Linked DNA regions of Mus musculus: all the other regions are linked to region 1. Evidence: chromatin loops called from intact Hi-C (ENCODE). Cell type or tissue: left cerebral cortex. All regions are shown on one strand.

Region 1 (8,000 bases):
AGTGAGGTGCACAGAAGAGATGGGTTGGATTCCTTCATTTGTTGAGGGAATCTGGGCTTCCAGCAGATATTCGGTAAGTATCTCTACACAAAGGAAGCCATAAACAAAGGCAAATGTGCCAAGGGCCACAACTGTGGTAGATGAATGTCTCTTAAGTCTCCATCCTTTTGCTCAACCTGGATTTCTCCACACTCGAAGCTACCTCTGCCTATTTCTGCAGTATAAACCCAGCCCCTGTCCACATGTACCACTTGAAGTAGCTTCAACTGTAACGTGTTTTACACTTCACAAGTACACGGTCCACATAGAACTAAGCAGAGCAGCAATATTTTACAAGATACCTGGTTATTCCTTGGAACTCATTTCAGAGACTAACCAGAAAGGACTCTCCTGTCTCCATGCTACCTAACTCTATGTTTTTAAGCACCTGATAGCATTGTCCATAGCTTACATTTGTAAACAGTTCCTGTGTACATCTCACCTCCTCCAAAATGGAAAGTTCTTTGAAGGCAGAAGGGCAAAGCAGGCACTGTGCAAGTATCAGCTGAACATTCAGAAGACTATGGGTGAGGATGGGCCAGAGTGAAGGTCCCTAAGTCACTAACAAGATATGTTTCTCATGTCATCATTTCTTGATTGCCAATATTAAGTTTTAAGTATTTTGACACTCTAGTGTGTCCAGAATTTCCTCACAGTTCTGGGCTTTGAATCGTCAGGTTCCTGGTGGCAGCAAATGATTCTCTCAGGGACTCCTGAGGTCAATTATATTTGAATCCAATCAAGTGACATGAAATAAAGGTTCCAGGTAATTAGGGCACCACAGGAGAAATTAGAAGAGTAGAAGAGCATCTTTTCTTTCTTTCTTTCTTTCTTTCTTTCTTTCTTTCTTTCTTTCTTTCTTTCTTTCTTTCTCTCTCTCTCTCCCTTTCTTTCTTTCTTTCTTTCTTTCTTTCTTTCTTTCTTTCTGTCTCTCTGTCTCTCTCTCTCTCTCCCTCTCTCTTTCTTTCATCCATTCATGAGAATGGTGTAGTGATTATTCTGTGCTTAGTTCTATGGTGGACATATAAACACCTTAGAGCAGTGGTTCTCAACCTTCTTAATGCTGTGACCTTTTAATGCAGTTCCTCATATTGTGGTGACCCTCAACCATAAAATACTTTTCAATGCTACCTCATAACTGTAACTTTGTTGCTGTTAAGAATCATAATGTAAACATCTGATATGCTACCCCATGGGGGTCCCAACCCCCGGGTCGAGAACCACTGCCTTAGAGAGTACATTCAGCTGGAAGATGACCATCACTACAATACTTGTCTTGCACTTGTGAGGACCTGAATTGGATCCCATATCCTGCAGATGCAAGTCTGGGCAAGGTGGCACACACTTATGACTTCCATGTTGGTGAGATGCGGCTAGCCAGGAATTGGGGCTCCCTAGATAGTATCTAGTCTAGCTTAGTTAGAAAAACAAAAACAAAAAACAAAAAACAGGTCTGTGAAACAAAATAAAGGTTGACAGAGCCTAAGCAATGATATGTGAGGTTACCCGCTGGCCTCCACATGCATATGCATACATCTGCACATAGATTTGTGAATACACATGCACACACAAGTGCATGCGAGTTTATGCACACACCCACACATAAAATATATAGGGACAACAACAACACTTATTCATAGGAACATGTAAAAACTATCTATTTCTTCCTTTTCCAGGTTCCTCATGTACAATATCAGTCCCTTGTCTCTGCATTTCACACCACCCAGTTAATTTCCAGGCATTTGGGGGTCTTTACAGTAGGTGAGTGAAAGCAGAGATCAGAAAAAGACATTAAACACCACTGCAAGAAGTGCCAGCAATGGACACTTGTAATTGAATGAGAGTCTATAAGAGTCTATGAATATCGCTGTGCTCCCATAAAGATGCCTTGATTTGTCTAATTTGGAGAAAGACTTAAGCGACACTGAATATATAGTATATATGGTATAAAACAAAACCGGTGGGCAGCCTCCTGCTTTTTGTTTTCCATTGACATCTTCAAGGGAAAGTATCCCAGCGATAGGATTTTCAATTTGCCTTTTTGTCTTAAGCAATGTCCTTTCTTTCAAATTTGCTCCTCTGCCCTCCCTCTTCTGCACTAGGGAGGATCCTTCAAAATTCCTAACAGGCAGCCCTGTGGAGAGATGGGAGGGAAGGGAAGGGAGGGAGGAAGGGAGGGAGGGAGGAAGGGAGAGAGAGAGAGGTAGAGGGTGTCTGGCAGTGTACATGTGGTACAGGCAGAGGGATCAGAACGCTCACAGAACAGGCAGTGTAATTCCATGTTCTTCCTAAGTATCAGCCCTGCGGGGAGCTCTGCCGGCAGTCTACTTGGAGAGGAAAAGTAGATTTGGGGGAAGATGGAAGGAGTCAATTCCTAAGTGAGTTGGTCCTCACTCATCCTTGAGGGCATCTCCTGATCTCCAGTGACTGCTCAGACTCGGCCCTCTCCCTCCCAGATACTTGCTTTAGCAGAAGAGACACACCTTTCTGCAGCAGGGAAAAGCAACTGACCAGATTGCAAGCCGGTAGGTTGTGACATTCAGCATGTTTATGCAGCAGAATTTGCTGAGAGATGCAGGGGGGCGGGGTGTTGGTCGGGCTGGCTGATTTATCTGCAGTGGGGAATGTTTTATTTTAATTGTCAGTTCAAAGCAGAATTGTTGCCTAGGCTAAGGTGGCAGCTAGAATTGCTGCATTTCAGGCTCCTGGGCTGCGTTTGTGTTCCATGTGGTTTCTGCATGCAGCTTGGAGAAGCTGGGGAGAGCTCACCTTTAAATAACCTGCAGCTTGCTACGCTTCTTCTACTCCATATGTAATTTTTGCTCTTCCTAAGCACAGTTCCCACCCTATCTTCTCAACATCCCCTGCCCCTCTCCCCACCCTGTGGGAAATGTGGCCTAGCTTCACCTTGAGCCCTTGGCTCCCTAAGTCTGTCTGTCCGGCTGCTTTGCCCTAGGTGCCGGTAGATGCTGTGCTGCTGCCCTGGGCCCAGGCAGACTGATTCAGCAGAAACGTCTGTGCATGGGAGTTGCAATCAGGGACCATGGCAGTGCAGCTGGTGCCGGACTCCGCTCTCAGCCTGCTGATGGTGAGTGTGCTGGGGAGGAGGTGGGGCCCAGGAGGCCCCCACTCCAGCCTTCCCCTGCTGGCCTCAGGGACTGCTGCTAACTGCTGTGGCTGCTGTCATGGCTGCAGACACGGAAAGCACGGCTCTGCTTCATCCAGCAGGCTCCTGTGAAAGGATTTCTTGGGTCAGAGAATTAGCGTGACTAAGCACTCTCAGGGAAAAGAAGCAGTAGATTTGCCATTTTAGAAACTTGTTGCTGCTGCGTGCTATTTTGAGAGACGTGCTTACAAACAGGTGCTAAGGGTGTCTCCGAATGGATCTCAAGACGCCTCCTGTTCGCTCAGCATCCTTTGCTCTGGGGTCTTTCAGTCTAAATTCTGAGAGTCGTGCTTGTTTGTTTGATTTCTTTCCATGCCAGCTGTGGGGTTTATAAAAAGATTATTTTAATTTTTTTTGGGGGGGGGGTGCTCCAGACTGAATGAATAAGGCAACCTTCTCAGGTTCCCCTAGAGAACCCAGGGTGGTTCAGGGTGGCCCTTCGGCTGTCAGATTAGTGGAGTCTCCTCTCCCATCTCCAGATGGCAGGGAGAACTGACATTTATATGTGTGTGAACTGCTGACCTACTTTAGATCCCTACGGTTTTTACAATGTTAAGAAAGCTGTTGCTCTTAGTGCTTTGAAGCAGGCAAGGACAGCGCCAAGCCCCTTGCAACCCAACTGGCTTTTGACTTGACCCTGGGTTCAGTTTGCTTTGCTGCCTTGGCTCCCCTCCCTCCTCCTCTGCTGCCCAGTAGTTCACAGGCCCTGGCAATGCTGCCTCTGGAAGAAGGCTGCGTCAGCTTGGCGTGGGAATGTACCTAACGTTTACTCCGGAGAGTTTACGAGCAGAGTCTAAGTGCTCCTGTATGGTGTATTGATCTGTGTTTTCTGATGGAGATGGGAAAGTGCAGCTTGGTGAGGGTTGATGAGTTTATTAAGGCGACTGGGAGGAGTGGCTAGAGTGCTTGCCTCCTAAGTGGCGAGCCTCATCAAATTAAGAGGGACTTCCTCCTTGTGCTCCGTTAGCATATGTATATATGTATGTGTGTGTGTGTACACACACACACACATGCATTTGGTCCATGGAGTCACTTGAATTGCTAGAAATTGCTTGGGCCTCTCGGACTTCTGGTCTACCAGAAGGAGGAATTAGGAGTGAAAGTCATTGCTATAGCCATTACTCTTTAAATGGATTCCCTGATTACTAAGGCCACTGTGCGATATTGCTACATATTTCATTGTCTACTGTGGGTCAAACGAGTCCGTGGTCAAATTTCTGAGTATCTGTTATGGTTGCTAACACTGTACGCCAATGTCTGTGAGGAGATACTTCGAAGAATGCTGGAATCATGAACATATGCAAAAAATATAATCACATATCCTTCTATGTGTGAATATACATACATGTTGTCTAATATTGCTAGGTAAATATAAATTCTGCAGTATGTTCATAGAGAGTAAAAAGTTTGTTAGGCCTGCCTCTCTGCCTCTGTACTGATGCTTAAATGTATGTCTGTTTTTACTACATGACCCTGAGGATGAACACTTGGTATTCAAGCAAAACAAAGCTTTGCATCCTAACTCATTGGGCTATCAATGCCATGTGCCACCGTGTGGACTCCTAATAATATTAATATTAACATCGTTTTGGCTATCATTTCAGTTTGGAGTTTATCCTCTACTTTGCCTAGCACTCGCTTCCTGCCTGGATGAAAAGATTGTGATCTTTTCTCTCTGGGAAGCCAGGAAAATAGCCCTTGACACAGCTGTGGACCAGTAGGTTAGAGCCTCCCAGGAGCACTGCACATAACCAGAGTCACTTCTAGTTCACATTTGGTTCAAGGAAGAGTTCTCCTAAGAACTTTGCTATGTTCTGCTTTTTAAAGGGTAAATTCCAAAGTAATTGCTTCCTAGACATGTTTTTCAATAATTTATAAACAAGTGTGAGAGAAAAGAAATGGGAAGAAGAAGCCATTCAGTGGAACTGACTTAGCTGTGAGTTCAGGAAAGAAACTATATGAATTATTATGTATCCTCTCATTAATTAGCCAATAAGCTCTTAGTATTTATCAAGCACTTGCTCGCTGGAGAGAGTAGCATGGTATAATAGCAAAAGCCATAGCTCATGACAGCATGGTTTCAGGGACGGTCAATACCCTGTGGCCTGAGTGTAGCTGTGGTTTGCTGTGTGCAGTCCTTGGGCTGCAGGAGTACAATCAGCTGGAATCTTTGTTTGGTTCTGGAAAGCTAAAGATCTCTGCATTCTGTCTCCAGCTTCGCCACTTACTGGTAATATTGAGCATGTCGCTTCTCCTCTCCTGGTTATGTAGTCTGCTGACGGGGAGGGTCTAATGCACCTTTCTTTCTGTTGGGCAAAAATTAAGCTCTGTAAATATGCTATCTAGGATAAAGTTCCTGAATAGCCAGCTTGAGTACTTTATTCAATGTTGTCACCTCCCCCCTCCCCCCCGCCACCCCCTGAAACCCAGCACGGGAACAGCATTGCTTTTTTAAAAGGTGGCATTTGGTTTCACCCAGGTGGCTTTTCTGCCAGAGAAAGTATGTTTCCGATCATTAGCTGGTTGTTTACACTCTCCTGTCAACCCCAAAGAAGCCTGCTTTGTTCCCCTGAACAAAACCCACTGACCCCAGGACAGTACCTAACATACCTTTGCCAGTTAGATGTGGGTCTTTCAGGAGGAGTCCAGCATTGTGTACTAGCCCTATGGGAGAACTACACTGATTCTTTCCATAGAGGGTAGGAAGGGTCAGATGCTTGTGAAAGTTGGAGCAACTCAAAGAATCGATGAAGGGTGAGTGGAAGAGCAGATTATCCCTGGTGAGAAGACAGCCTCACACGCATCAGAGACTCACCTACCCATCGATGTAGAGATTCTAGGAATCCAAAGAAGACACTGCCTTGTTCCCGATGCTACTCCATACAGCTAACTGTAGAACAGGTTATTTGTTGAGACCATGTGAGTTCAGAAAAACTGAAATGACTGAAGCATGCTGCCATCCAGAGGTTTGTTATTGATTGCTTGATTGATTAATATATATATTGGTATAAGGTATTTCTATGTAACCCAGTCTTTCTTGAAACACTTGATCCTCTTGCCTCTTTCTACTTCCTGAGTGTCAGGCTTATAAGCATGTGACACCATCCCTGCCTTGGTGATCACTCATTTTGTGCATCCAGAATATACATATATGACTAAGAGGCTGCCAAGGTTGTCATATGCCATTTTGTGCTTTAGATGACAAAGGCTCATGCCTTTGAGATTGGAAGATTAAAGCATTTTTAAAAAACTGTTTTTGTTACATTTACACATGTGTGTCTGTCTGTCTATCAATATGCATGGGGAAATCTGAGGACAGATTTTAAGAGTCAGTTCTGTCTTTCTACCACATGGGCCCTGGGGAACCAACTCAGGTTCCTGAGCCTTGGTGGCAAGTTCATTTATACTGTGCACCATAGTGACAGTCCTACACTAGTTTTTAGACTAAGTTAAGCTGTGAAGCAATAAATAATGGGAACTGTGCTTTTCTATAAACAGAATGTCTTTCCATATGTTATCCAATCTCTTCCAAGACTTTTTTTTGAGACAAAAACACCTGGTAATCAAACATCGAGGACCTGTCAATGAACACACACCTGAAATTGATGGTCCAGAGTCCCAAAACCAAGGCTTACTGCTACAGTATTAAATCAAAGAATTTGACACACAGGATCTTCTAACACATTAGATGAGTATATATTTGGCCTAGATTCAAACATTCTTTTCGTCCAGTGTTTCCAGTCAGAAAGTCTTATCCTCTTATTTAATATTTATTATTTTTCTGCATTAATATGCAAGGTTGAAAAGAAGGTACAAGTTGCTGATGAAAGATACTTGGGTTAACACTAACAGGAAGGACAATATTTTATCTACAAGAGACTCCTCATGTGGTCAATGTTCTAGTCCTTGAACTGTTGTTGTTGTTGTTTGGTTTTTTGTTTGTTTGATTGTGTTAAGAAAGAATTTGCCAAGGTCATGTTTAACAGTGGAGAGATTTAATGGGTAAAAACTCAAATTCATAGGTAAGAGAAATTTATAAGCGAATCTTTGTAATGAAGGTAATAATTGAATGAAATGAGTTACTTTCAGATGTCTGACCTTTTTTTGGAATGCACAAGCTTCCTCAAATTCTTTTTCCCTAAGCCATTTTTTCTCATTTAGACATCTTCCTCTTAACTATTATTTGCTGACTATAAGGAATATGGAGGCTGATCACTGGCTTTAACAAACTTACAACTGAGTTGAACAGACAGGGTAGCTTCCTGGAAATGAGAAGACAGCCTCTCTAAATGAGACGTGTATGTAAGACGACTTGATAGAATCACATAAATAAATGAGGCTTAACAGAGCACATCACCAAATGAGCCCAGGACAGAAGGCCTGGATTCAAAGGCTCTGAGGCACAACTAGAGTGGGGCTTACTGAAGCTTAGGTAAAAAATGTTACAAATAGGGGGCCAAGAGGGGGAATTTAAAGTCAAGAGAGTGAGTGAATTTTAATGGAGTCTGGATGTGTTTGGCACATGAAGATCTGACAGCTACGGATGGATTTCTTTGGGGGCACAAATGGCTAAAAGGTCAGGAGGGCAGGTGGAGGTGTTCTTGGAAGAGTTAAAGTCTTAGTTCCATCACCATGGTATTAGCTCCTCCCTCTCTCTGACTGTGACAGACTTATTCAGGGTTTATAATGAACTTTCCTCACATCCCAAATGACCAAAAGTAAATAGAATTCAAGTTCTTTCCCAAGAAATCTTGCTTCTGTGCTACTATTACTAATTTTGATGTTTCCAAACTGC
Region 2 (8,000 bases), 79 kb after region 1:
TCCCCCATTGGTCAGTAGTTGATAAAATGCCTTACAGCTAGATTTCATGGAGGTGTTATCAATAGAGGCTCCTTCCTCTTATGACTCAGCTGTGTCAACACACAAAAAACCATCCAGTATGCCTAATTTGATAGCCACTGATGCAAGCTGACTATCCTTAGTTCTCAATGTTTTGTGAGCAAATAACAACAGTCTAGGTCACCTACTTCCTGTGTGCTTACCATTCTAAGCAAGGCAGCCCCATGTGATCAATGCTTAGGGAAACAAAAGGCACCCTAAGGATGAAATGTTCTATCACTACCAAATCCCTGTAACTTCTGCTACCTTACTCCCCCTGTCATTGCCAAATACCTGACAGAATCAACATAAAGGCAGAAGTATTTTGTTTGGTCACAGGAGTTAGACTCCATTAAGGAAAGCATAGCATCAGGCTTAGAACACCATTGTGATACTATTCTATATGTTTGGCCCAGGGAGTGGCACTAGTAGGAGGTATGGCCTTGTTGGATCAAGTATGTCACTGTGGGTATGGGCTTCAATACCCTTGTCCTAGCTTTCTGGAAGCCAGTGTTCTCATAGCTACCTCCAAATGAAGATGTTGAACTCTCAGCTCTTCCAGCCCCATCTGCCTAGAGGCTGCCATGCTCCTGCCTTGATGATAATGGATTGAACCTCTGAACCTGTAAGCCAGCCCCAATTAAATGTTGTCCTTATAAGAGTTGCCTTAGTCATGGTGTCTGTCCACAACAGTAAAACCCTAAGAAAACTGTGATATGAGTGTATGGTAATGTCTTGTTCTATGACACCCAACAGGAAGCAGAAAGCTTAGGTAGGAAGGGAAGTCAGTTGACCTATAACCTTAAAACATTGGTCCTAGCATCCTACTTCTGCAATTCAAACTCCATGTCCAAAGGTTTACACAATCCCCCAGGGACAGTAACACCAGATGAGGCCATGGGTTCAAACACGTGAGCCCATGCAGGACACTTTACATCTAAACCATCATACCTTTCAAAGGTGGTATTTATATGGAAACTTCTATTTTTCTTAGGGTTTCTATTGCTATGAAGAGACACAGTAACCACAACAATTCTTTTAAAGGAAAACATTGAATTGGGGCTGGCTTATACATTCAAAGTTTTAGTCCATTATCATCATGGCAGAAAGCATGACAACATGCAGGCAGATATGGTGCTAGAGAAAGAGCCTAGAGATCTCTGGATTGACAGGCAGCAGGAAGAGAGAGTAATATTGGGCCTGGCTTGAGCTTCTGAATCCTTAAAGACCACCCCTGTGACAGACTTCCTCCAGGAAGGCCACACCTCCTGATAGTGAGACTCCCTCTGAGCCTGTGGAGGTCATTTTCCTTCACACCATCACAGGAACTGCGCTGCTGGGTGGGAGTTCTGAGAAGGAAAAGTACAATATCTTGTTCATGGAATGATTGTTCCACTTACCTTTGTAGCATAGCTTAAGGCAAGCCTGCCTCCCTAGGGTTGGTCCCTTGACTAGGACATTGACTTGGCTCAGTTGGAATATTAGACCTCTACTATTGCCAGAGATTCTAGTCTCTTGAGCAAAAGTTTTACAGTAATAGACCTTTATTGTTACTCTAACAGTGTCTCATTCAGTTCTCATTTAGGTCTTTTTTGTTTTGTTTTTAAGGGACTTAAAATCCTCTCTCATAAGTGGTGGAAGGAGATTACAATCACTATGGAATTCTGTATTGGCTAATAAAATTACTTAATGTCAATTAGCAATTTTGAAGACACCAATCTAAACCTCCCAGTGTATTCAAACCATGTACAGATTTCCAAAAAGTGAAGATTTGGGGTTGTTTTGTTTTGTTCATTTTTGTTGTTATTTTGCTACCAGGGTCTCATTCTGACCTTCCATCAGCTCCCTAGTTCTTTGGAATCCATTGAGAGAGTTCAGACATGACACACAGAGACAAAGCCATGGGATTTATCCCACGGTAATGTGGGGACACTCTCAAGAGTGAGAATGGACAATGACCAAAGGACCAGTGCAGAGAACACTCTCAGGGAAGGAGAGTGGACAGTAACCAGGGAGGCTGTTATGTAGAGTACATGCTTTGGGGGTGCAAGTGCACAAGGGACAACCCAACCATCGTGTAAGCACATTATCAAGGGAGAGGAATGACAATAGCTACACAGACCGTTATAGAGCATAAACTCTTGAGGAATGAGAATGGATGCTAGCCAAAGGTACCTTGTATAAAGCACATTATCAAGGGAGGGGAGTGGGTAGTAGTCAAGAGGGTTCATTTCTCAACCTGTATTTTAGCTAAGTTTTAAAATACATTGTATTGTGTGTATTCGTACAATTATGTGTTGAGGCCAGAAGTAAACCTTTGGTATTTCCATATGTACCCATTATTTTGTTGTTTGTTTGTTTGTTTGTTTTTGTTTTGTTTGGGGGTTGGTTTTTGTTTTGGTTTGGTTTTGTTTTTCAAGACAGGGTTTCTCTATGTAACCCTGGCTGTCCTGGAACTCACTTTGTAGACCAGGCTGGCCTCGAACTCAGAAATCCGCCTGCCTCTGCCTCCCGAGTGCTGGAATTAAAGGCGTGTGCCACCACGCCCAGCCTGTACCCCTTGTTTTTTGAGACTGATTCTCACTGGCCTGGAACTCACTGATTAAGTTAGGCTGCCAAGCTAGTGAGTCCTGCCTACTGTCTCTGTTGTCCCAGAGCTGGGATTATAACTGTAAACCACCACACATAACTCCTTTGCTGAGTTACATTCCCCCATTCCTACACTATTTCTTAAACTCCCTAGTTCCGATTCCTTAGGACTGTTTTCATGTCTAGGTGATGGACATGATCATTTTGATTAACTCTTGAGAGAGGGGTAATGGTATGTTTTTATTCTCTCCCAGAAAGCCTCTGGCTAGATGGTAATCTTATGATCTTTTGGGCTAGTCACAATGTTCTGTCTCTATCTGGGGCCAGAAATACAGGTCAGAACACATTCTTTTGCACAATAATCAGTCCTTCTGTTTCAGTCCCTGGTTTTACAGGCTACTGATTGTGAGAAAGGAGCCCAGCCTCTGTGACTTTCCAGCCTATGTATATTTGTCTAGCAGGTCAAGGCAGAGTCTCCCTGTGGTGTCCAGGCTGGGCTTGAATTAGTGGGTTGGAGTAAAGCTCTCACCTCATCATCTCAGGTAACTGAGGCTAAGATGTGCGCCACCATGTGTGGGCTAGAAGTCTTTGATTCTATACCAAGATTTAAAAAGAAACTTCTGATAAAATCTGTCTCATACCAAGGGAAAAATCCTAATTGTTGCATAATTAGCTTTTTCAGGATCTAAGGTTGTCAGAGGCTGGGGGGCTGGGGGGGTGAGGTTGACTTCTAGGAGAAGGAAGATTCTAGGAGCTACTTCAAACAGTCCTGTAACTGCTGGCAGGAGAGAAGATATTCTAAAGAGAGACAGTTGTCCCCCCTGTCAACTATCTGACTTTTCACACTAGAGTTTAACAGGCTTGCAGGTCTTAAAAACAAAACAAAACCAACAAACAAAACAAAAACGAAGAGAAGATTCAACTCTACCTGGGGCTGCAGAGGTCTGATTCATCAGCGGGGATCTTACACCCAACAATTCCAATGTTTTTCAATAGGACATAAACAAAACAGAACAAAGACCCAGTCCATTCACCCCTAGGGAAGGACAACCTGTGTCACAGGTAAATCTGTGTACGTTATAGCTTTATTTGTCTCAAGGCTTTCTACAGACTCTAAAGCGGCCATTGCTACCATAGGGAAGGAATTAGAATTTTTTCTCCCCATTCAGCAAAACTACATATGACTCTATTTCCCTTTACCAAATTCTATTTCTAGAGAACACAGAGAAACTAAGGCAGTGAGTGTTTAGACCTAACTGCCAGGTTCCAGCCATGTTACTACTGTGCTTTGTTTTGTTTTGTTTTGTTTTGTTTTGTTTTGTTTTGTTTTGTTTTGTTTTGTTTTGTTTTGTTTTGTTTGTTTTCACAGGAAGAGCTTGGGTCAAAGCTGGTTTTTGCTTGGCCTTCACTATGTTCCCTTTCTGTGGCGAATGGGGGACCGAGTGTCTATTTTATAAATATGGGGATGTGAAATGAAATGTCACATGAGCTGCGATGCTTTATTATGTTGTTTTATGGGTCATTTTTAATATGGGTTATTTTATGGAGCTGTGTTACCATGTAGCTCGAAAGCACTGAATTTTGGTGGGAGATGCTCCGCTCTCATTACAGCTACCAAGAGGCATGGGAGCTGAATTAATAGACATGGAACAGAGACAACTGCTGTCTTTGCAAAATGCGGGGGGCCATTAAGAGGATCAATCAGTAGGGGGTGGTGTAATCCACCAACATAGGCATTTTCCACACAGTTCTGTTGCTGCATCTCAATGCAAAATGGTCCAGGATTTTTTTTTCAAGTGCATTAAAGAGGAGAGAATCCCAGCAGGGGCTTAATAAAGGATTTTTTTTTCCTTTCGTGCTCCCCCCACCCCCACCCCTTGACTTTTTATTCTTGCAACAAGCTTCATAGTTTGGAAATCATTTTTGAAGTCAGTGTTGTGAATATTAAGTAGGGAAGGAAAAGAGGCCAAGCTGTTACCTTGTAATAAAAATCAGACACAAGCCCTTTCCCACTGCCTGCATAGAAGGCGCAATAGTTTTGGGAACTGGCCTTTCGTTCTCATTCAACAAGCAATATTTAGTAGTGACAGTTAAACCTTGAGCAGGTCTTAGTGAGATTATAACCTCTATGCCTTTGTGAAGGACTCCTGTCCTCTAAGGTATAAACTTGAACCTTCTACAGGAGACCAAAGATGTCTTGTTGCCATTGAATTAAACTAAACATGCTAGTGTTGCCCATAACAACAGTTGCTAGGCGACCTTTGCCTGCATGTGGAGGGGCGGGAAACATTGTGGCTCATGGCTCTATTTATCATCATATTTCAGCAGTCTTGCTAAGGGAAGGACCTGACACACACATGACAGAAATGTCACATGCACACTAGAAGAGGGACATGGGCTGAGAAATCTTCAATAGTTGTTATACCTTTGCCTGTGATTTCTTGACTGACTCTCACTGTAGACATAGAGCTGTATGCCTGTACTAGATTTAGAATGTGTCCAGCCCACCTCTTCCAGGGAAGACCAGGAGGGAAGGGAGGAGCACAGGGGAGAAATAATGAAAATGTCATTCCTGTGTCAGCAGTGGGTCTGAGGCTCCAGCAACAACTGACATCACTCCACACACAAACAACACTCACCCCCAATAGACACTAGTTTGGAATATCAGTTAGTCAGGTGTGGTGGTGCCTGTGGCATAATCTCAGCACTCAGAGGACTGAGGCAGAAGAATTGCTATGAGTTGTGAGCCATCCTGGCATACATAAAAGGGCCCTGTTTCAGGCCATCTTCTGATATAATCAAGATTAAAGGTCATAGTACAGTTCCATTTCTGAGGTATGTACCACTATAGATTGTTTACTGTTTGGGGTATATATGGGATTATGTGGAGGGCAGTTTACATGTGTATGACAGGGCATGCATGAGTGTGTGTGTGTGTGTGTGTGTGTGTGTGTGTGTGTGTGTGTGTGTGTGTGTGTGTAGGCCAGAGGACAACCTCTAGAGTCATTCCTTAAAAAACAACCTTGTTCTTTGAAGTATTGTCTTTCATTGGCCTGATTCCCACCTGGTAGGCTAGGCTTGGCTGACCAACAAGCCCCAGGGCTCCCCTGTCTCCTTTCCCAGCACTGGAGTTATTAATGTGTGCTACTTCGCCTAGATTTTAGGGCAATTAACTTTTTAAAAGATGTACCATCTCATCAAAGTGTCCCCACTGTTCATTAAGCCAATTGGCTGAACATCATTGGAACTTAAACAGGTGTTTCCAAAAGTCAAACCACCATTTGAGAAGAGCACCTGCTCACTGGCTCCCCACCCCCTTCCTCTTGCTCTCTCTTACACTGGGCCAGAACATGAAGTCTCAGCAGCTAGGCTGAGATCCACAGTTTAAGAATTTAGATTGTAGCTGGATTGAAACCCACCTTGATTCCACCACCCTCTTTTTGCCAGGCCTAAAGGAACAGTCTTCAAAAAGTTTTTTTTAAATACAATTATATAAAGCCACATTTAAGTAGAACAAATTAAGATGTTCATGCGTGTATTAATCCATGCAGTCACACAATGTAAGCAGCATCTCTGTTTGAGACCTTCTGACTTTTGAAGGATACTGCTCATCACCACAAAAGAACCGAGAAGGAAGAATATCTAGGATATTCTGTATGAAAGTGCCAGGTGATTAAAATGCCAGTAGCTGTGGAGTGAAATGTCAGACCCACCTTCTGTATTCTGCATTCTCAATATTAGAATCACACAGAGATGATACTTTTACAGGTTGCAAGGAAGGAAGAATAGAAATCAATTTGTGGAGGGAAGAGAGCATCTTCCTATAAAAACAAAAGGGAGAGAGGAAACAGCCATGTAAAGGGGTCTTTAGAGAAATTATGGGGCCAGATACGAAATTATTTTCCAAAGGAAGAAATAAAAGGACTGATGATCCAATTAGTTGTCAGAACAGCGCAGTGGTAAGTCCCTGACTCTGGGATCATGTCTGAGCTCACCTGGAGTTGCTCCTGCTTACTGCTGAGCCACATCAGGACAGATATTTCATCTAGAAAAGCCTCTGCTTGTCCTGTAAATGTGGGGCATAATTATTTTTAGTTCCCTGGCAGAGTGAGTGTGAGAATCAGCTGACTGAGAGAATAAAGGGCTTTGCAGTGTGTTTGGCACAAGGGAGCTGGCAGCAGACGCTGGTGTGGTATAGCTGGTATCTCATTGCTACTGTTAAATGGCAGGGAAAGTTCTTGGGCACAACTCCAAGAGGGAGCAATGGAGTGGACTTGACCAGGAGAGCAGCCATTGCTGCTTAGCCAATTGTAGGTGGGGGACATTGTATACAGAGGTGGGATTAAGGGCAGACCTATTTCCAGGACACTGGGATGTCGTGGATGGAATTGGACACAATGGCTACTACATGCCAGTTAGAAACCAGGGCTATATTACTTTGCCACTAGAGAATGTCAGAGGATGACCTCGGCCAACAGCAGCAGCAGCAGCAGGCTCAGTACTCAACGTTTCAGCTGACCCAGAATAAACTATGGAATCCCAGAAGGGACATAAAGTGGTCAACATAATGAACAGCACTTGACTCCCACTTGGGTGTTCCTCGAATTATCCCATTAGGTTGTGGCAAGAGCCAAAGAGCACAGACAGGCCATAAGCCTGGAATCCTTTCTCTTCCTCCCCCTCCTCCTCCTCTTTCTCCTCTTCCTCCCCCTCTTCTTCCCTTTCTTCCTTCCTCCCTTTCTCCCTTTCTTCCTTCCTTTCTTCCTTCCTTCCTTCCTTCCTTCCTTTCTTTCTTTCTTTCTTTCTTTCTTTCTTTCTTTCTTTCTTTCTTGTCTTTTTCTTTCTCTTCTCTTTCTGTACTTAACAAAGAGGAAAGCTACTGCTCAAAGCATATGACTGATACCAGGTGAAGTGGGTCAATGCAAGAAATATAGGAAACATGACCTAGTATGTGACTTCTGACGCCCAAATGCCACATTCCTGAACTGTGACTTGCTGTACTGACTCAGGTTCTACCCCAGGTCACTCGCTCTGCAGTGAGCTTCGGAGCAACTGTGAGACAGCGTCCCTTGGATGCCCAGGAGCTCACTCACCTGAACAGTACCTGGGTGTTTTCCAAGTTCCTCACAGCCCACTAATTCTAAATTGATCTTTCGGAACAGTTTTCGACCCAGTGAAATAGGAACTAGGAAACTGCTCACCTCCCCGTTCCAAAAGAGGCAGTTTTGAGACACATTCTACAAGGTTCCTTAGGGATCCCCAGTGATTCCGATCCCCATGTCCTGTCTCAGTGTGAAGCCTGGTAACTATGTGGTGGTTTCTCTTCTTTCCTGCCCTCCTCCAACCTCCCGTCA
Region 3 (8,000 bases), 200 kb before region 1:
ATAGAATTTAGCCACCAATAAATATTAGAGTTTAATATTTAAAAGAAGGCATTGAGGAGGACCTGAGTGCTGAAGGCTGACCTTTCTGAAGCAGAGTTTGGGTGACTGCAAGGATGAGTTATTGCATTAGCCTTTGGGTGTCCAGTGTCAGGTGTCCAGAAAGTCTTCTGGGAGATGTGAGTTAGCTACAGAAGCGCAAAGCCAGGAAGGAAGGGCACAGAACTGGGATAGAAGAAGGAAAAGGAAGTTGTTTTTTTTTTTTTTTTTTTTTTTTGGGACTGTATCAAATAACCCAGTTTCCTGACCTCAGCCCCAGTTTTCTTTCTGCAACAGGATATGGAAGCAGAGCAAGGGTCTGATCACATTTCTCATTGACTTTGGGAGCCCATTGATCGGGGGCCAGTAGAGACCAGCTGCAATGTCTGGTAATGCTGCTGAAATTGTTCTGAGGAGTAGCAACCAGGTGAGTAGATATGGCCTTCTGCAGACCTCCCAGCTATGAAAAGAAGGTGTTTGCAAGACGAAGATTAGCAAATATCTTGCTTGCGTCTGCCATGTTTCTTTTTCCATGAGAATATAGAACCTTATCACTGACAAGGATCCATGGTCTGTCCTGGATTCCAGAATGCCTGTTAGAATATTTTAAGGTTTTCCTAATGCCAGCTGCCATGCTGGAGTAGAACATGGGTATAGATTAAGGTTTGCTCAAAGGGGAATGATGGGAATGATATAAAGCGATACTCCCTTCTCTTGTGGGAGCAGTCTACATTCCCCTAGCTTTAGTATATCTCACTGGCTCCAGAACCCCACGTGTTGATAACTGGTGATCCATATGAAAGAAGATGGCAGGAATTTTACACTTCGGTTTTATTTTCAGCCCAGCCTTCTTGTTATCCTCTGGTTTGTGCCTGATGTTCTAGGCAGACCGAGTCGTCCTGTTAGTACTGATGCTTTCCAAGTTTCATTTACTGTATTGTCAACACAGCGGATCTTTCTCTGGCTGCGTATCTAATACTGGCATCATTTTAGCAAAAGTCTTGGGTTAGAGGAACAGGAGATTGCATAGGCTGAAAAATATGGCTTACATTTCTGGAAAAAGCCAAGCTGCTCTCCTACATGAACTTTAGCTCATTCCCTAGAACTGGGTTCATAGTAGTCTATCAATTTACAATAGTTCGGAAATGGTCTAGAGGTCCATTAGTGGATAATGACTCCCCTGCCCCCCCATACACAAGCAGAGAGAGAGAGAGAGAGAGAGAGAGAGAGAGAATAGAATTTTACTCAGCAAGTGAGATAACCAGGCCCAGAAACACAATTATACATGTTCTCCCTCTTGTGGGAATCCTAGCTTTGAAATTTTAGAGCAGTATGTTTAACTTTGAGTACAAGTAAAGACAGAAAGGGACCATTGGGGAATAATTGTTCTGAGGGAAGTAGGATTACAGAACTCATTAGACATGAAGGTGGAGGGCTTCTGGGGTAAATAAAGCTAAGCAGGGAGCAGAGGGAGGGTATGGAAGATGAGGAGCAAGGACAGAAATGGTAACTGAGGGTATATGTAAAAGCCATAGAAACCTATTATTTTATAAGCTTGTAAAAAATAAAAAAACTAAAAGAAATAGGTTGAATAGAGGTACTCTCCATAGCAGGAGGATGCTGCTCCCAGAAGCCATGAGCTATTAAATAAAAATCTCAGTGCCAGTGCTAAGTGTGGAATATGCCCTATGAATTATTAGTCAAAAAGTCTCGAGAAGCCAAAATAAATCCAGGCTATTGACACTGCTCACCAGAACTTGAAAGGAAGCCCATATTGGTGAAGACATCACATTACTTGGGTCACAGGAGATCAAAATCAAGCTGGGATTGGAAGTTTTCTCCTAATGCCTAGCTTTCAGGGAGCCAGAAGGTGCTGTGTGTGCAGGGAGAGAAAAGTCACTAACAACTGCTTCAAGTGAATTCTGGAAACTACAATAAAACCTGTCAGGCAAAATGTGGTCTTTGGTGCAAAAGGAGCATAAATGTTATGGGAGTAGCCAGTTGTTTCCTGATGGGATTTGAGGTCTGTTCTGTAGGAGGAAATGAATGCCATCTGATTATATATATATATATATATATATATATATATATATATATATATATATATATATATGAAGAGAGAGAGAGAGGGGGGGAGGGAGGGAGGGAGGAATGGGAGGTGTGAAACTACTAATACTATATATTATACATATATTAATAGCATACTATATAGTATATTTTATATATGCTAATATAGTTCATTATATTTTTATTATATATGTATATATGTGCATATATATATAGTCAAAAGATTTAAAAAATTAGAAAGAAATAAGAATAAAAGCCCAGAAGCCTGTCTCATAGATGTGCTCATGAAATGTCTAAATGCCCAGTGAACAGTAGCTAGCTACAATTTCCTGGGTGTTACTATTATCATTGGTTCTAGTGATAATGAGGAGAGTTTGTAATACCAACAAAATTCATACCGGATCTTTTTCCAGTTGAGGGAATTCTCCAAAATCCAAGACAAGAACTCCTCCACAAATTGTGACTTCAAATCATTGTGAATGAGACCAGCGTGCATCAGCAGAACATCTGATGGCCAACTATCAGTAGGTAAAGGACTGCATTTGCTATGGTTCTTTCGGATCCCGTCCCTAGGGTCCTGACAAGAGGCCTTCAGATCTCCCCATGCATTTTCCAAGGACAGTGTTTTCAGCTCCCCCCCCCCCCCCCGTTCTCATCAGGGTCTCGTCAGGGTAAACACTAGGCTGGAGTCTGGTTGGAGGCAAACAGAGGATTCCCTCTCCCACTGAGCCCTGAGTCTTTATCTTCCTCTCCCCCCTTCCCCTCAAGCCCAAGAACTAGTATTCACCTCTGAAGATTAAACCCAAGAACACCCCTCTCTGTGAATCCTTGAACCGGATGCATCTGATCGGCCATTGTGGTTAAAACCTGAGCCTAGTCCTCTGGCTGCCCCCATCTTAAGGCATGATGGGTGTTGCTGGTTTACTTCCATGCATCAGTTATTTTGTGTTACTCTGATAAAATATCTGATGAAAGCAACTTAAGGAAGGGTGTGACAAAGGATATAGTCCTTCGTGGTGAGGTGGCACGAAGGTGACAATGACTTTAGCTGTAGTGGCAAGGGCTTCAGGCAGGTGGTTATATTGTGCCCATGGCCAGGAAGCAGAGGAGATGAATCTGTTGGTCTGTTTACTAGTTTTTTTCTTCTGTTCTTCCTTTTTATACAATCTAGGATGCATACCCATTTGATAATGATGCCCATATTCAACCCAAGTCTTGTTTACCAGTTGAATCTCTCTGGAAACCTTCACAGTCATACCTAGAGGTGTATCTCCTGGGTGATTCTAAATTTGATCTAATTGACAATGAATATTAATTATTTCATTTTCCAAACATAGGCGGTCTCATGGATTTGAACTATCTCTTGCTACTCTTGGTAGCTAGTATAATTTACAGTTATACTGGAATATAATGGGTCCATATGATGAAGGCGTTGCTCCCTGTGTGGCACTATGGGGTGGAAGTAGAACCTTTTAGGGGTGGGGGAAGGGCCTAATGGAAGCGATTTTGCTGTTTTTAAGGCGAGGTCTTGGTGTGCAGCTCAAGCCACTTAATACTTGCTAGGTAGCCCAGGCTGGTCTTGAACACACAGCAGGTCTCTGTTCTCTTTGAGTGCTGGGACTGCAGGTGTGCACCAGAAGCTGCCTCCAGTGGCGGTGCTCAGGCCTCTTCAAAGAGGACAGTAGATGGCACCTCAGCCCCTTCCCCTTTCTTCTGCCTTTGCACCATAAGTGGATAGCTCTGCCCTACCACACGCTCCCCGCCATGAGAGGACTAGATGCAACAGACCCTAGAGCAATAGTAACCAATGCAGACCCCCAAACCTAAATATATCTTTGTAAATGGAGCTTTTCTTTCCTCTTTGTAAGTAGATCATCTCAGATATTTATGCTAGTGGCAGAAAGCTAACAGTGACCTCTGAGCCACAATGATACCATCCCCTTCTGTGAATCCTTGGACCAGGTGCATCTGATTGGATCTGGTCACAGAAGATACTTTGCGAAGTATTCGGATGAATCAACAACCGAGAATCACCGCCAGGAAGGAGGAACTGCCACACCTTCCTTTGTTTATGTTTCCTAGCTGTGGCCTACACAAACCCACATTCAGCCTGACAGAGAGCGGGATCGGTGCTTTCCGGAACCTACTGAAAAACTGGTATTATGATTATATTTTCATGTTCCAGACTTATTGAAATGGCTTTTAGTCCCTATGCTAAGGTCAAAGGTTTAATGGATGCTTAAAAAATCTATTATTTTTATTTCCTACATTTGAGTATTTGCCTGCACATGTGTATGTGTACCACGTGTATCGCTGATGATGGCAGAGTCCAGAAGAGGGTGTTGGATCCCCTGCAGCTGGAGTCACAGATGGTTGTGAGCCTCCTGATGTGAGTGCTGAGAACTGAACCCAGGTCCTCTGGAAGAGCAGCAAGTGCTCTTAACTACTGAGCACCTTATAGGTGTCTAATAATACTTTTTAATCACGTGACATTTTGCTCAAGTCTTCTTTAAACTAGTATGTTGGCTTATATTTACCCATTCTCAATTTTCTTAGTTTTCCAGGAAGGGAGAAAAACCCACTTTTAACATTTTAAATTTAAATTTAAATTTAAATTTTAACATTTAAATGAATACTAGCCTTCAAAGAAACTCTAATAATCACAAGGTAAGAGGTAAATATGGGGGTGAACAGCAACAGCGAGCAGTAGACAAGTAACTCAACACTAGAGGTCCCTCTCTTCTTAAGATCTAAAGGCCTGCCCTGTCTGGGATCTTAGCCAGCTTCAGTGGCTTCTGACTGGGAACAGAAAGTGAGGAGCAAAGGAAATCTGAACCAGAGAATTCTTTGTGGCATTGCAAATTAGATCTCAGGCAGCAGAGGCCTGCATCACTGAGTTCTGGCTCGCCCACAAAGTATTTGCTCCCCAACTCTCAGCCCCAGCTTCATTTTGTTCTATTTCTATCTGCTTCTTAATTTAGCCATGTGACTGCATTCAAACCCTTTTATCTCGTCCCCATCTGGAAGGCAATCTGGGTTGGTCCTGAATTTTTATTCCTGTGGAATAGAAGAGAGTGACAGAGTCCCCACTGCTCCTCCGAGGGTCACTGCGATGCCGAGGTGAACTGAGGGATTTCACAGATCAGGTGGCAAGGGCTCATGGCAGACAGGAAGAAGCTGACATTATTCACACGCAGCTAGCAAGTCAGAGAAATGAGGGCTTAGATGAGGGCTGTTGTTTTCCAGCAAGGGCCAGTGTCTGGCAGGCAAAGAACTAAGGAGACAGTCTCGTGAGAAGGCCAGAGCTTGCTTTTAAAACCGGGAAGACAATGGCGACCAATACTGGGAAGGAAATGGAAAGATCACATAGGAAAGGAAAGCTCTCTTCTTCGTCTTAGTAGTGTCACCTCCGGTGAAGAAGGGGACACCGAGGGTGACAGTCTCTTTGGAGGTCTCCATGATGCTCATGTTTTTCTTTTTAATGTTGTGTGAAATTTTAGCTTCATTGTGAAGTCTAGACAGAGCCTGGTCCTTTCTCTGTGTCTGTCTCCCAGAGGCTTCTGTTTTCTTCTACAGACACACATACCTCAGCATCCTTTGTGGCCTGGTGGTGGAGCTGGAAGCAGCATTGGACACTCTGTAGTGACCAGAAGTAGTGTGTGTGTGTGTGGTATTTGTGTGGTGTGTGTGGTATGTGTTTGTGTGGTGTGTGTGTGTGTGGGGGTGTGGTGTGTATGCTTGTGTGGTGTGTGTATGTGTGTGTGGTGTGTGTATGTGTGTGTGGTGTGTGTGTGTGCTTGTGTGGTATGTGTGTGTGTGGTGTGTGTCTGCTTGTGTGTGGTACATGTGTGTGTATGTGTGCTTTATGTGGTGTGTGTGTGTGTGTGTGTGTGTGTGTGTGTGTGTGGTGTGTCTGTGCATGCAAGCACTTGTGCAAGGCTCATGGTGACTCTGGAAGGAGGTCCAGAAAATTTAGTCAAAACAACGTTACAGTCTAGAAATGGGATCATAAACTCTGGGGACTAGAGGATAAGTCCTTGGCCTTGGAAGCTCCTTTCTCCATTGTGCTAAGTTCAGCCTGAGAAAAACCAGTTCAGGGCTCATGGCCTATGTGCAAGAGCTATGCCTAGTGTTTCTTAGGTCTCAGTCCCCAGTCCCTTTGTTGTCTGTTACCATGTCTAGTGTTCCTTGGGTTCTAGTGTTTCCAAACCTAGGAATTTCCTGAGAATCTCCTGACTAAAATGGCTGTTCTCACACACAGCCAGATACGTCCTTAATGATTTCTACCAAATCCAGTGGCTTTGAATTTGGCATCCATTGCATTCTGCAAAGGCAATCTGAGCCCGAAAAACGCTTTGGCAGTGAGAGCCATCTGCCTGTGGAGAGGCTGGACCCAGTTTAGGAGAGGCAGAAAATTATGCAAATTATCAGTGCAATCTGACATTCACCATTTAACTGACTCAGTCCAGAGTTGATTGTATAAAGAAGGAAGGCTACATGTAGCTGGATGCCTGGGCTGGAAATCTTTGTGTACTGTGTTCAGGTACTTGTTATATGAGGTGGGCAGAGAACAACCTTGGATATCCATCTTGTTTTATGCATTAGGCTCTCAGGCTTGGAGCTCACCAAGTAGGCTAGACTTGGTTACCCAGTGAACCCCAGGTATCCTCCTGTCTCCTTTTTTCAACTGTTTATAATTAAACGTGCTACTACAGCTTTTTGTTTGCTTGTTTGTTTGTTTGTTAAACATCTGCTCTTGAATCCAACTTAGGCTCTTGGCTCTTGTACTTGTGTGCCAAGCCCTCTACTGACTGAGCTGTCTCGACAGCCCTTAAATGGGTTTTCCATCTACATGACTAACGGTGGTCATAGCTACCTTCCTTTTGCCGGGAGAGTACAGAGAAGTTGGAGAACACTGGTCCTCATGTTGGGAAAGCTCTACTTAAGTTTCTTGTCACCTGAGTGCTAGCAGTTGTGGAATAGTTTACAGATGGGGATACATTGTTACCCCAGAACTCCATTCCAGGTTTAGTAAAACAAAAACAAAAACAAAAACAAAAACAAAAACAAACAAACAAACAAACAAAACAAAACAAAACAAAAACAAAACAGCTGTCTGTGGCAGAGCCACAATAGGTTTCCCATGTGGTTTGGCATCTCTGGGCTCACCCACAGTAGTGAGATGTCCCAGGAAACACCTTTGATTCTATGCTTCCTTAACTTTCTCTATAAGGAAACACATCTCAGTTTCAAATGATTGAGCAGGGACACCTGCTCATTGCTGATGGCTTGAAGCTTTGGGAGACAGGATTCATGACCTGACAGCAGTATTCTTGTTAATTCAGGGACTGGCAGGGTGCAGCCTCAGGCCCCAGGGGAAATGGGATTTTCTGGTGGTCTCACACCTTGTTTTGTCTTGAACACATTCACTCTCCTATGAGATGAACAGACTCTAAAATGAAATCCAATTAACCTTTAGCAGTGAGCAAGCTGGGCACTGGCGAAGCACATTCGTTTTTTTCCCAATTCTTCAGTTGTCATGACACCAAGAGATGATAGTACATGGGGGGACCTAATAGTCATTGCGTTTTTATAGCTTGGCAATTAACTTCTTCATTTTTATAGCAGCCTGGAAGGCCGGGGTGTTGAAGGTAATGGGTGTTCATCATGGCTTCCCTCGCTTCTGAGTTTATGCAGGTAGTCACAACACCCCCCACAGTCTCCCTTCTATGGGATTCTGATGAAATACCAGCAGCCCAGGAAGAATGGGGGCTTTACATTACTGCTACTTCTTCATTTTTGGGAGACGATAGGACTCTGTTTACAAACCGTTATGTACCAAATTACTTCCAGCTTTTAGTAGCCTAAGCATCACAGATCAAGTTTCTTTGTGATCA

What was found. A loop is a pair of places that touch in the nucleus more often than their neighbours do. Peaks named below come from ENCODE experiments on the same cell type or tissue, not always from the same donor. Only the 100,000 strongest peaks of a DNase experiment are listed, where the experiment ranks them.
Region 2: it touches region 1 in a loop (2.5-fold over the local background); 2 of 42 quality-filtered maps call a loop at or near these places.
Region 3: it touches region 1 in a loop (8-fold over the local background); 6 of 42 quality-filtered maps call a loop at or near these places.

The regions. Positions count from the first base shown.
Region 1 is chr2:4,015,456-4,023,455 of GRCm38, forward strand. Gm52545 (a long non-coding RNA gene) reads right to left here. Exons shown (of 3, transcript XR_003953991.1): 3 at 7,870-8,000. It also overlaps a transcript of Frmd4a not described here. Among named protein-coding and RNA genes, the nearest start is that of Gm52545, 12 kb to the right of the region's middle. In left cerebral cortex, a CTCF peak has its summit at 3,199; DNase peaks (open chromatin) are centred at 2,330, 2,570, 2,792, 3,135 and 1 more place; H3K4me3 peaks cover 3,028 bases; H3K27ac peaks cover 2,556 bases.
Region 2 is chr2:4,094,740-4,102,739 of GRCm38, forward strand. It overlaps a transcript of Frmd4a not described here. Among named protein-coding and RNA genes, the nearest start is that of 1700080N15Rik, 42 kb to the right of the region's middle. In left cerebral cortex, no CTCF peak of the experiment used is centred here; DNase peaks (open chromatin) are centred at 4,937, 5,162, 5,942 and 6,786; H3K27ac peaks cover 1,766 bases.
Region 3 is chr2:3,811,369-3,819,368 of GRCm38, forward strand. Gm36031 (a long non-coding RNA gene) reads left to right here. Exons shown (of 5, transcript XR_373951.3): 2 at 334-463; 3 at 2,517-2,631; 4 at 4,066-4,260. Among named protein-coding and RNA genes, the nearest start is that of Gm36031, 7.5 kb to the left of the region's middle. In left cerebral cortex, a CTCF peak has its summit at 4,833; DNase peaks (open chromatin) are centred at 4,483, 4,971 and 6,482; H3K27ac peaks cover 1,117 bases.